Regions from separate parts of the Mus musculus genome. Here region 1 is linked to region 2. The links are chromatin contacts, found by Hi-C or POLR2A ChIA-PET in ENCODE. All regions are on one chromosome and are shown on one strand. Each heading gives the region's core, a stretch centred on a gene start or an enhancer-like site at or near the end of the contact. The rest is flanking DNA. Distances are from core to core; before and after follow the strand shown. Region 1 holds the start of Plcd4 (phospholipase C, delta 4). Region 2 holds the start of Cnot9 (CCR4-NOT transcription complex, subunit 9).

Region 1 (5,877 bases), core at 1,728-4,227, 38 kb before region 2:
TCTCCTGCTCCCACCTCTCGGGCTGGAATCACAGATGTGAGCCACTCTGCCCAGCGTCTGATTCAGCTCTTCCTCAGCTTATGCGGAAGCTGACGAATCTCAAAGCCTAAAGCACGAGTGAAGACCTAGCTTAAACAGAAACGAGCTCTAATTATGCATTTAACATTTGACATTTAATTATTTGACAGTGATAAACATGTAAAAGGAAACCTCGGGCTGGAGAGATGGCTCAGCGGTTAAGAGCACCGACTGCTCTTCCAGAGGTCCTGAGTTCAAATCCCAGCAAACCACATGGTGGCTCACAACCATCTGTGATGAGATCTGATGCCCTCTTCTGGTGTATGTGAAGACAGCTACAGTATACTCATATAAATAAAAATAAAATTTAAAAAATGAAAAAAGAAAACCTCAAAATTCTGGGAAGTAGCTGCCTGTGAAACATGCATGCTATCCCAAATTTAGGCACTCAGGGCTAGCCTCAGCCACTTAATGAGTTCTAGATCAACCTGGGTTATATGAGACCTGTCTCACAGAAAAAGAAAAAAGAAAAAAGAAAAACCCTCCAAATCTGTAAAGTGATTCTTTAGTCAGCATTCCATTAAAGCATCATGCAGTTTCAGGCTGGAGAGATGGCTCAGTATTTGAGAGCACTGGCTGTTCTTCCAGAGATGCTAGGTTCAATTCCCAACACTGATACAGTGGCTCACAACCATCTGTAACTCCAGTCCCAAAAGATTCAACATCTTCTTCTGGCTTCAGTGGGCACCAAGTGGTACATAGACATGCATTCAGGAAAAATACCTATATTCATAGAACCAATACATTTTAAAGTATCATCCAACAGATGAATAAGCAAGAGAATAATTTAAGATGTGATGTGACCTGTATAGCCACATAGCATATTAGAGCCCTAATTGCCCTCTCTGTCTGTCTGTCTGTCTGTCTCTCTCTCTGTCTCTCTCTCTTCTTTCTTTCTCTCTTTCTTTTCTTTCTTTCTTTCTTTCTTTCTTTCTTTCTTTCTTTCTTTCTTTCTTTCTTTCTTTCTCTCTTTCTTTCTTTCTTTCTAGGCAGGGTCTCTCCTTGTAGCCCTGTCTCTCCTGCAGTTCACCTTGTAGATCAGGCTGGCCTCAAACTCACAGAGATTCCCCCTTCATCTGCCTCTCGATTGCTGGATTAAAAGTGTGTGCCACTTTGCCCTGCTCTTCCGTCCATCTTTAATAAGAAGACCTATAAAGTCACCTAGTTAGGAGTAACTCTTTTTTGAGACAAAGTATTTCTCTATAGCCCTGGCTGTCCCGGAACTCACTCTATAGCCCTGGCTGTCCCGGAACTCACTCTATAGACCAGGCTGGCCTCGAACTCAGAAATCCGCCTGCCTCTGCCTCCCGAGTGCTGAGCTTCTACAGCATCACAGCTAGCAGTAACCCCTAAGGAGAGGATGAGAGTCACCGAGAATGTACCTTCCCTGGCTTGAAGACCTAGAGAGGGCACCCTAAAGGGGTAGAGGAGTGAGGGGCAAAGGAGAGAAACAGCTAGGACAGTTTTAGGAGGAGAATTGAGTATGTGCTCCTAGCTAAGAGCCCTCTGGATGGAAGAAGGGTCCCAAAGAGCTCCTTCAGGGACAGAAAGCATCTCTTTTTCCAGGTGTGGAAAACTATTTGGAATCTTCATATGGCTTAAAACTGCTGTATGAGCCGGGTGTGGTGGCGCACACCTTTAGTCCCAGCACTTGGGAGGCAGAGGCAGGCGGATTTCTGAGTTCGAGGCCAGCCTGGTCTACAAAGTGAGTTCCAGGACAGCCAGGGCTATACAGAGAAACCCTGTCTCGAAAAAACAAACAAACAAAAAAACCAAACAAACAAAAAATTGCTGTATGAAGACCAGAGGCCAAAGTAACAGGTCACTCTTAAATTCCTTGGTTGCTCAGACCATAGTGGGCTGAGGGTGACCTGAGATTGAAGTTTCCACCTTGTAGGCACAGGACTCTGTAGTTGGTCTTGGGATTGGAAGAAAACAGAATTACCTTCTCTGTTCCTGTGTCCAGGAACCTTACATGTCCTGAAACATGGGAAACCTGAGAACAGAGCCCAGGATCCAAAAACAGTTTCCCTAGCCAGCCTTAAAAAACTACTTCTTTCTTGTTGGGCAGTGGTGGCACACGCCTTTAATCCCAGCACTTGGGAGACAGAGGCAGGCAGATTTCTGAGTTTGAGACCAGCCTGGTCTATAGAGTGAGTTCCAGGACAGCCAGGGTTACATAGAGATATCCTGTCTCGAAAAACAACAAGCAAACAAACAAACTGCCTCTTTCCCCCCTGTCTAACCTGTCCCCACTCAAGAGCGGTGGTTTTAGCTTGCGTCTGTGTGTAGTATGGGCAAGAGTGTCAGCAGCACCTCAGGGAAGCCACAGTGTACAAGACCTGAGCTTCATGGAGGAGACTGAAGACCAGAAAGATTGGCTGTCCTGACAGGGTCCTTCAGTGACACAACTGCAATAGATTGCAGGTCTCTCTACAACCGGTGCAGAATTCACCAACTCTTCCCTTAGAAAGGGCCTTCTCCAGAAAGCATGTTGAAGGAAGGCCTGCGATCGGTGAGGGACACCGATGGTCTTTCTCTCCACTCCATTATCTTCTGGGTCCCCTACATACCGCCAAACAACTTCCTTTTCTTCCCGTTGTCTTACCTTTCCCATCCCATGTCTGACTTTTCTTTCTTCCTAGCTCATTCCTTTCTCTCTCACCAGCCTCTCTGCTCCCTCAAGTCAAGCTTTTTGTGTTCTCTTCTTAACCTTCTCCTCCTCCTCTTTCTCCATCACCCTTTCCTGCCATTCCCCTCCTTTATCTCCACTAATTCCCAATAGCCCTGGCTCTCAGCCCCTTTAAGGATTTCGAATCTACAGTCCAGGAGAGAGGGCACTTTCATTTGGACACTCAGTAACATGCCTCTCCTTTCAGCCTCATTTTTCCCTGTATCCTAGGAGACTGACTAAACAAAGTGCCCAAAGAATGTGTTAGAACCTAAGTGTTCCAAGTCTTGGTGTTCCCGCTAGTGTCTGAAAGGAAGGATGGTTACAACGGATGCAGGTGCAGTGGGGCGAGAAGAAACAGAGGATCTGGGAGAGGGGGCACCAGCAAGGACACAAAGGATAAAATTCTAAAAGTAAGAGAGATTGGGTCAGCCAGGCACAGTGGCAATCTTAACACATGGGAGGTGCAAACAGAAGGATCAGGGGCGTTCAAGGGTCATCATTGGCTATATAGGAAGTTGGAGGGTGGCCTAGGTTCAGGGTGGGGGGAGATTAGCACACACACACACACACATATATATATTTAGGATCTTGTACTTCCAAATAGCTTTATATGATCCTCGGAGTTTGGAAGTGTCAACACCAAGTGCCAATGACATTATAGTAGGAAGTCAGCATGTCTCAAATTTCTTTCTGGGAGGTAGGAAGGAAGAGAGCTATTTTGTCTATGTTCTCACTTCTGAGAAGGGTTATGGCTAACCTGTTTCATATAAAGTGGATAGGATGGCTCTGCTCAGAGGTCATAGCCCTTAGAATGTTAGAACTTTAAGGCTCTCTCAAGTCCAGAGACTTAAGCCTAGATCAATCATCTCCATGAGAGCGTTTTAGAATTTGTCAAATTACAGTTTCCAGGGATGAGGAGAACATATTTAGTGGGCACCCTAATAAGCAGTTCTGGCAAAAAGGCAACCTTGGGGAGCCCTAAATCCAAGTCCAGATCAAACAGTTGTCTGTGGCCTTAAAGTCCCATGGCATACAACCTGCTAGTGTACCAAGAACTTGCCTCGGCTTGTTAAGCAGGCAAAAACCAGAGCACAGAATAAACTCAAACCCTGACTCTTTCCAAGGTTATCTTAAAATCATCTCTTTATTACCACGAGTTCAACTGTCTCATGCGTTTTGAACACCCTCATTTGGTAACCCTCAACAGTCTCTTAATGCATCTTCATTGATGAGAATCTATTCTCATTCTGCCTCCCATCTTCCTGGGGTGGATTCACCTCTGAGACACAGTGGCTAGGGTCAGCACTCATTGCCCCGTACAGCTAAGAGGTTTCTCTATAAAAGGGTGATTGACACAGCTAGAAAGAAAATGGTTTTTAAGAGGCAGAGAGGATAAATTCGAGAGAACCAGGAAGGGGGGGGGGGAGTTCTGTGTAGCCTCAGGGTGGGAAAAGGAGCCTAGTTTAACCTAATACAGGTATGCATCTGTAGAGCTGAGTTAGGACTCAGGCAGGACTCAGCTTGGCCAGAGGTTGGTTAGAGCTCAGGGCCCTTACCGTAGGTAGGATAGTAATCTTGTGTCTGCGAGGGTCGCCTCCCGAGCTCCGCAGTGCTCTCCGCTGAGAACAAGACTCCTTTTCTCCTTTGCACTTGACTGCTTCCACCCTCCACTGCAGTTTGCTGCTGTAAACTGGCAGAGTTACAGCCAGAGAGGAGGAGTGGGGTGGGGAGAGGTGTGAGCGCTCTCCTAGGTCCAGCCTATCCAACTCTTAAAGGCCCAGGGCACTGGTCAACAGGAGGAATTGTGGGGGTGGGGTTGCAGAAAAGGATTAAGGCAATGGATTGAGGTTGATAGCGACGCATCTCTAGGGAGGAGGAGCCTGGCTGCCTTGTATCTTGATGCCTCCCCACCTGGACCCCTTACTGACCCCAATCCCACAATTGTTCTCAGAGTGAAAGCCAAGCCTGTTTACTGCAGTGTGCTGTGAATCACTGCTTTTCATTCTGCTCAGAGTCTGTGTGGAATACCGCTGTTTTTGCCCTCAATTCATCTGGCTGCTCTCCATGGTATCGCTTTCCACCAGCTTGCTCCTGTGTTTCTGCATCCTGCCTCGAAAGGGCAGTCAATCTGAGTCTGTAAAAATACAGGAGCTGAGCAAGACAGGGAGAAAGGAAGAAACAGTAGTTTGAAGGGACAGTATCTGTGCACACGTGTGAAACAGCTCCTGTGTATATGGTGGCTGCTTTTGTTTGTTTGTTTCTTGAGACAGGGTTTCTTGTGGCCCAGACTAACCTTGAATTTGATATGTTCTTAAACTTGATTTGTAGCTGGGGATGGATGACCTTATAGATCCTCCTGCCTCCACCGCTTGAGTGCTGAGACTCAGGTGTGCACCACTGTGGCCAGTTTAAATGGTGGTGAGGATGAAACCCAGATCTGTGTGTATAGTGGGCAAGTACTTTGCCAGCTGAACCACATCCTCAGCAACCGCCCCCACACACACCCTAATGTCCTCTTTTCTCTTGTAATCATTTGTTCAGTGACAGGATATCTATTTATTGATGAGGGAGTCTTGCTATGTAGCCTAGCTGGCCTTGAACTCACAACCCTGTTCCCTTATCATTCTGGCCACACATAATAAAGGTATGGGTAGAGATGAAGCAAGCTTACTCTATTCAGACTCTTTTAGGAAAGGCCACATCCATGCTCCTATGTATCTTTCTTCCCTCTGTCTTTCTGTTTTGTACTTAAAAACCAATGTTAAAAATATCTTTTAATAAATTCCAACTTTGTAACAACAACAACAAAAAAAAAAAAAACCAAAAAAACCAAAAAACACCAGAGCAAAGTAAGAGAGAGGGCACTCATAAAGGAACAAGCTCCTTCCAAGAGTAAATGAATAGGCACAGAAACCAAGATGGAGGGAAGACAACCAGATTAGAAGAGGAAAGGGGTGTTATGACCCCATACTTCACAAATGAAAACTAAGGCACTAGAAGTTTCTACAGCACTCTAGACGATGTGTTGGCAGTAAAGAGAACCGGCCCTTGTCCACTCCCAAGCATCACAGCTGGGCTCAGATTTGCTCTGCCTTGGGAAGATTGCGAAGCCTGGCTTTTCTGAC
Region 2 (6,349 bases), core at 3,267-5,766:
AAATCATCTGAGAAATTTATTTTAGACTATTAATTACCATCCTCAATACTCAGCAAGATTAAAACAGGGCTCTACTCCAGCGAATACTGTATAGTCTCTTGTAACTCAAATGTCATCAATCCACCTTACATTAGCATGCTACTTATTTACATAGTATGAGTGCAGGTGTGGTATATACATATGTGAGGCTGAAGTGTACAGAGACGAGGTTCTCACTGAACCTGGTACTAGGCTGGTAGTTAGCAAACCCTAGCGATTCTTCTGTCCATAATCTTGGAGCTCTGGGGTCACAGATATGCAGTCATAGCTGGCTTTTTATGTGCGCACTGGGGACTTGAACTTAGGTTCTTATGCTTTGAGCAGCGAGTGCTCTTACCTGGTTAGCTATCTCCCCTCGTTCCCTTTATTAATTTTGTAAATAACCCCTTATTGTTTTCTGTTTGTGTAAAATAGAAAAAAGAAATTTTGTTTTGATGATAATGAATGGTATTAGGATATTATTTCATAATGACAAGACCATACTATATTATAATTCAACTTTTATAACTGTGTCTTTAGTGAATAACACCCTGTATTCATTGTCCTTTAATAGTATTTCCAATTTCCTTGCTAAAGGTATGGTCCCCCCTCCCCTGTGTGTGTATATAAAGACAGAGCTGGGAATAGCTCAGTAGTAGATCGCTTGCCTAGTACATATGGGGCCCCAAACTCAATTCACAGCAACACACACACATAAACAGGGAAGGAAAAAAAAAGTAACTTTAGGGCTGGGGAGATGGTCCAGTCAGTAATATGCTTGAAAATATGGGATCTGAGTTTAATTTCTAGGACCAACCTAAAAAGCTGGCTTTGGTTGCCCATGTAATCCCAATGCTGTAGAAGCAGACAGACAGATCACTGAGGTGTACTGGCCAGCCAACTTAGTCAAATCTGCAAGATCCAGGTCAGAGACCCCATTTCAAGTACCACTCCAGAGGAACAACTCTCAAGGTTGACCTCTGGTCGGTCTCCGGACACGTACATCCACACAGATAAGCACATCACTAGTTTTCATTATTAAGCAAAACTCAAGCATCTTCTCAAGACTTAGGTTACTGTGGGAACTGCTGTGTGTAACGCTCCATCTCAGTTCCTAGCAAACTGTATTATTTTTTTCTGCTCAGATCAAAATAACATAACAGTATGAATTGTAGACATAGGGGATGGTGAAGAAACTGGGTCAAATTTGTATCCTTCAGTCTTATCCCTTATCAATTATCCTAATGAATGTCTGGTACAAAAAAAACTGTTAGAGCTGCCATGTGGGTCAAGCAGCATAACGCATGTTTTTAAACTTATGTATGGCACTATAAATGTAGTTTGAAGAACTATATATTGAGAACTTTTTATAAGTAGCGTACCACAGGTTTTTGTTTTGCTTTTTGAGAGGGTCTATGTAGCCCTGATTGTCCTGAACTTGAAGAGATCTGCCCCCTCCTGCTCACCAAAGACACGTACCACTATGGTTAGCTTAATGTGCCACAGTTATAACAGCTACTCAAATAATGCATTAGGGAGGGAAAAAAAGGAAAATGAGAATCTGGGCAGAGGAGAGGAGACTGGTATTGAAGCATGTATGTTCAGATGCTGAGATCTACCATCTAACCTTGAACAATTCGCTTACCACCGCCACCTTTCAACTTGATGAGTCTCAAATAATATGTATAACTGGGAAAGAAGGAACAAAAGCAGCTAGGGGCTTCTTTCCCATTATTGTCTGTCAGTCGACTGCCATTTCCTTCCTCCCTTAATGGCTCATCCCAGACCTTGGTGAAGTGAGATCATCAAAAAGAGGACCAATCAGACCAATGTCAAAACTAAGGGTGACAGGAAACCCGGAGGTATTGATTGACAAAAGGTATGGAGAAGATTAAAAGACTAGATTCTCATGACTAGCATAATCATGGGAACAAAATGAAGTACATGCTGCCCAGTGGCTTCTGGAAACTTCTGGTCTACAGCATTAGAAAGCTTGAAATGTTTCTTTGTAACAAATCTACTATGCTGAGATTTCTCAGTGTTTCCTCTAAGAACTGCAAAATCACTACAGAAAAAAACAACACAGCTGGCCTTCAGTTACCAATCAGGCTGACAATGAAGGAAATGAGTATGTGGCTTACATATATACTTTATTTGTGCTTAAATAAACACACACACACACCTATGGAAACTATAGTCCCTTAAGAATTTTAACAAGTATAAACAGAGACAGGATATAAAATATTACTTGCTCTGAAAAGAAGAAATCAACTTCATGAAGTAGTATGTTCTTAGTTTTTTTTAAATGAATGTTTATTAGTTTGTGTGTATTGTGAGTTCTGGGGACTTAACTCCGGTCAATACACTTGGCAACAAGTGACTTTACCCACTAGGCCACCTCACTGGTTCCTGAGCAATGTGTTCCTGTCTAGGTCTCAGTTACACTTAGCTGAGTCGCTTGCTTTTTTTCTTCCCTTTTGAGACTGCATCTTACTGTGTATCTCAGGCTGGCCTAAATAAAACGCTCTGTAGACCAGGCTGCCCTTGAATGCAGAGATCTGCCTGCCTCTGCTTCCCTGGGTGCTGGGATTAAAAGCATTGTCATGCCAATCAGATTGTTTACTTTTGGGAGGAGTCTCTGGAGACTGAACCAAGGGTGTCACACATGCCAGATCAAATATTCTCCTATAATTAATATCTCTACCCATCTTTTTAAAAATGTTTTCTGAGATAGTCTTATTAAATTGCCAGGCTGGTCTTGAACTTGTGATCTGCCTGTCTGAGCTGATATTACAGAGGTGCTGCCACCACCCTCTGGAGGATGTTTTTCTTTTCTTTTTGGTCAGGATATCACTATGCTATCATGGTGGCCTGAACTTTCCATATAGACCAGGCTGGCCTCAAAATTCACAGAAATCCCAAGCACGGCTGTCCTAAATATTTCTTTTTATACTTGAAGTTAAGGTAGTTTTTCATATTTTATTTAGTCATTATGTTACGTTGTCTCATAATGTAATCTAAATACATTATTTTCCTGATAGCATTTCCCCTTGGTGAAACAAAGTGAAACTGGCCTTTGGAAGTGTCTTTAAACTATGCTGCTTCCAGTATGGTTGTGAGTGTAGCCATTCAGTCAGCATTATTTGAGTGCTTACCTTACTGTAGTAGGAACTGTCCCAGTGGTGGGGAAAACAAGTGAACAGGCCTCACCAAATACTTGCCCCTGACTTACAGAGTACAGACAACCCACAAGTAAAAGTAAAATAAAATATAAAAGTCTAGTAATTAAACCGTGGGATCGGTGCTCTATATGAGAAAATGTTGGGGTTACAAGCTACTATGAATATGGTCGGAAAAAGTCACTCTGAGGTAAACTTGTGTGTATGTATGGAGGCAGAGTCCTAAGAAAGACATTCCAGGTAGAGAATATGTAACAGAAAAGTTCATATACTTCTTGGTCGGAGCTTAGGGAGCAAGTGACAAAAACCAAGCCCATAAACGTGACTAAGGACCACATCATACAGGGCTTGTAGGCCAGGGAAGGAGTCTACTTTCTCTAAATTTAACCGAAAGCCATAGTACGACTCTAGGGAGGTATAATACATGATTTGCTTTTCTTGTTAAAAGATAAAACGCGAGGCGTGAGGAAGTCTTTCCTCATGCAAAAAGCAAGTGGCTTGAGCTAGAAGCCCATTTCCGAACCACTGAGATGTGCCTAGGCGAGGAAGTCTAGGATCACGGGACCAGAGCGAATGGCCGTGGCAGTATCCTCATCCCCGCCGACGCCCAGCATTCACAACCCGCGTCCAGATAAACTGACGCCAGGCGCAAAGGAATCAATGAATGGCCTGCTGGGGCAGCGCGGGGCGCGGGACCAGGCCTTGGCGCTGGCAAACAACGCGAGAGGCCGCGCGCCAGGCCAGGAGAGGGGGCGGGAGGGGATGAGAGGGAACAGCGGGGGTCCGGCTCCGCCACGGTCGGCGTGTGGAGACCCCCAGACCTTGCGACTAGGGGCAGGAGCAGCTGGACTCAGGGCCCGGATCTGGGAGCTAGAAAACAGGCTGAGACGGACATCCGAGCGGGAGCAACCACTCACCGCTGCCGTTGCCAGGCTGTGCATGTTTGGAGCGGCCGCCGCACTCCTCCTCCCGCCGGACGCACCGGACCCGCGTCCCAGCTTCAGCGGCTCTGATGCCCAAGATGAAGTGCCGCCATCCGCCTCCGCCTCGCTCCGCCCCCTTCGCGGGCCTTTGACCTCTCACCTCTGACCCTCCGCCCACCCAGCCCTTTCCCGCCTCCCGGACCTCGGCCTAGCAAATAATCTCAAAGTATGTTCTTTGAACCTTCAGATTCGGGATCAAAATGACGTCTGCAAACTACTGGCCCTCGTATCCCCACAGCATCGCAGGTAAATCCTTTGAGAGACGTGAACTCTGACTTTCTCCCGAAGGCCAGACAAGGGCGGGAAAAGGCCAGCAGGCTTGGAAGGACACGAATTGCGCATGCTCAAGCGGTTGCGCGTGAGGAAAATGGTAGGAGGGCCAAAGTTGGTAAAGTGGACGGTGCGCATGTGTATTACAGTGTCGTCACGGCGGGGGCGGGGCCGCCCGGGTTAGGGGCTGGGCATGGTGAGGGGCAGAGCGAATGCTTGAGGGGCGGGACTTGCGCGCTTACGCGCACGCGCCTGGACTGGTTGCGTCGAGAGTGCGTGCGTCCGTACGTGTTTGCGTGTAGTCATAGTTCCCGCCATCAGCGGGTTTAGGTGTGCTAGGAGAGAGACCGGCCTCGCTCTCTGGGGCTAGTAGAGCCCCTTCCTTCCGAGCCTTTCGGCTCCACCCCCTCCGCGGGAACTTTGTGCTTCCGGCAAGCTTGTCCGGAGCTGGGACCCTCTAGCGCAGGTAAGACGAGCCGGGACAGCTTCTGAATTGAGCCGTTTTCCCCGGCACCCCCACCCCACCCCTGCGGTCCGCCCACTCGGCGTCCACTTCAGAGTTCTCCCGGCTGCTGCTTAGCCCGCCCCGGGTCCTTGGATACCCAATGCCTTACAGGTGCCCCGTTCGAGTGTTGCCCCCTTTACTTCTCCTTTAACGCGTCCGTGTTGTCACTTGCTTTCTGCATTCTAAATCTGGCCTCTCTTCACCAAGGTTCAGGTGGTCTCAGCGTACCTCCCTGCAAGGCCTGCTGTCTTTACAGGTGACTTTGTTGCCACATATCCATTAAAACCTTGACTGCGATATTCACACGCCCGCTTGACCATTCTTTACTTTCCTACTCCTCTTAGACATTACTCGCTGAAAGGGAGTGTAATTTTTGTCGTGCCTTTGGTTGCTACCCATATCTAGCCAGGACACTGACGGTGTCTATTGAACCAATTTTAAATCAAAATCTGGAGAAAAATAAAAAGGTAATAAAGTTCCGTGTCGTTGGAGAGTTGTACTGTAGTGTTTTTCAGATATTCCTTTGGCGAGTTAACAGTACCTGATGAGTCTATAGTTGAAAGAACTAATCTAAGAGGGAATGTTAAGGGGGCATTTTGGTTTATTGTGTTAAGTATTAGAGGAGGCTTCTGGGCCAGACAGATAGGCTCTAGTGTGTTTGTATGATGTTTGTCATTTGTCATGTTAATATTTGGGTGAATATTCAAAAGAATAGTGTTGCATACTGGCAAAAGGAAAAGGAGGGACTGAAGACCCAAGGACAGATGTAATCAGTTGGTAAGAAATTTTGTCAGGGTAAATGATTTGGTTTTGGACTGGGGTTCTCCCCTGTTGTACTTCCATTTCTCTCTAAGCTTTAAATTCTGCTATATGTTGATAACTTGAGATTTTCTTATTTTCAGCTCCATATTCAAATAGCCAACTGTCTGCTTAACATCTCAGCTTGATTTTTTCTCCCCTTAGGAATTTCAAATATGATACCTTTAAAAACTGGAGTCAATCTGTCTCTTGTACCCAAATTCTCTCCTTTCCAGTGTCCACTACACCACAAGCGGCATGCATGTCCATTTTGATGACACATAGCCATTTGTTCAGTGACACTGGGTAGAAGCTTGAGAAGCAGTCTTGATTTCTTCATCCTATGTGTTCATATCCTTTCCAAGTTCTGTTTTACTTCTAATATATGTTTTGCATTTATTTCTGACCTTCTTCACTTTGACTTTTCTAATTCAAACCACAGTTCTTTTTCATAGGGACTTGATCTCCCTTATTCCTATTCTCACCTGTAGAATAGGAGTAAGAGTTCTTAGCTTACCTGGGTAATGGGAGGCAGGGGCAGATGGATCTCCGAGTTCAAGACCAGCTTGGACTACAGAGTGAGTTCCAGGATAGCT

Evidence for each region. Hi-C counts contacts between places; a loop is a spot of excess contacts on that map. ChIA-PET counts read pairs that join two places held with the same protein, here RNA polymerase II (POLR2A).
Region 1: a loop to region 2 is called in a map of gastrocnemius, with 2.3 times the contacts of the local background. The contact joins the promoter of Plcd4 here to the promoter of Cnot9 in region 2. A Hi-C loop is called at or near these places in 3 of 37 maps with a recorded cell type or tissue (gastrocnemius and regulatory T cell). POLR2A ChIA-PET finds 5 or more read pairs at or near these places in 3 of 5 experiments (Patski and embryonic stem cell).

Annotation. Positions count from the first base shown.
Region 1 is chr1:74,541,460-74,547,336 of GRCm38, reverse strand. Plcd4 (phospholipase C, delta 4) reads right to left here and starts at 2,977. Exons shown (of 18, transcript NM_148937.2): 1 at 2,687-2,977. It also overlaps a transcript of Usp37 not described here.
Region 2 is chr1:74,504,227-74,510,575 of GRCm38, reverse strand. It overlaps Cnot9 (CCR4-NOT transcription complex, subunit 9), which reads right to left and starts at 4,516. Exons shown (of 8, transcript NM_021383.5): 1 at 4,115-4,516. The coding sequence starts at 4,138. It overlaps Usp37 (ubiquitin specific peptidase 37), which reads left to right and starts at 4,755. Exons shown (of 24, transcript NM_001310662.1): 1 at 4,755-4,916.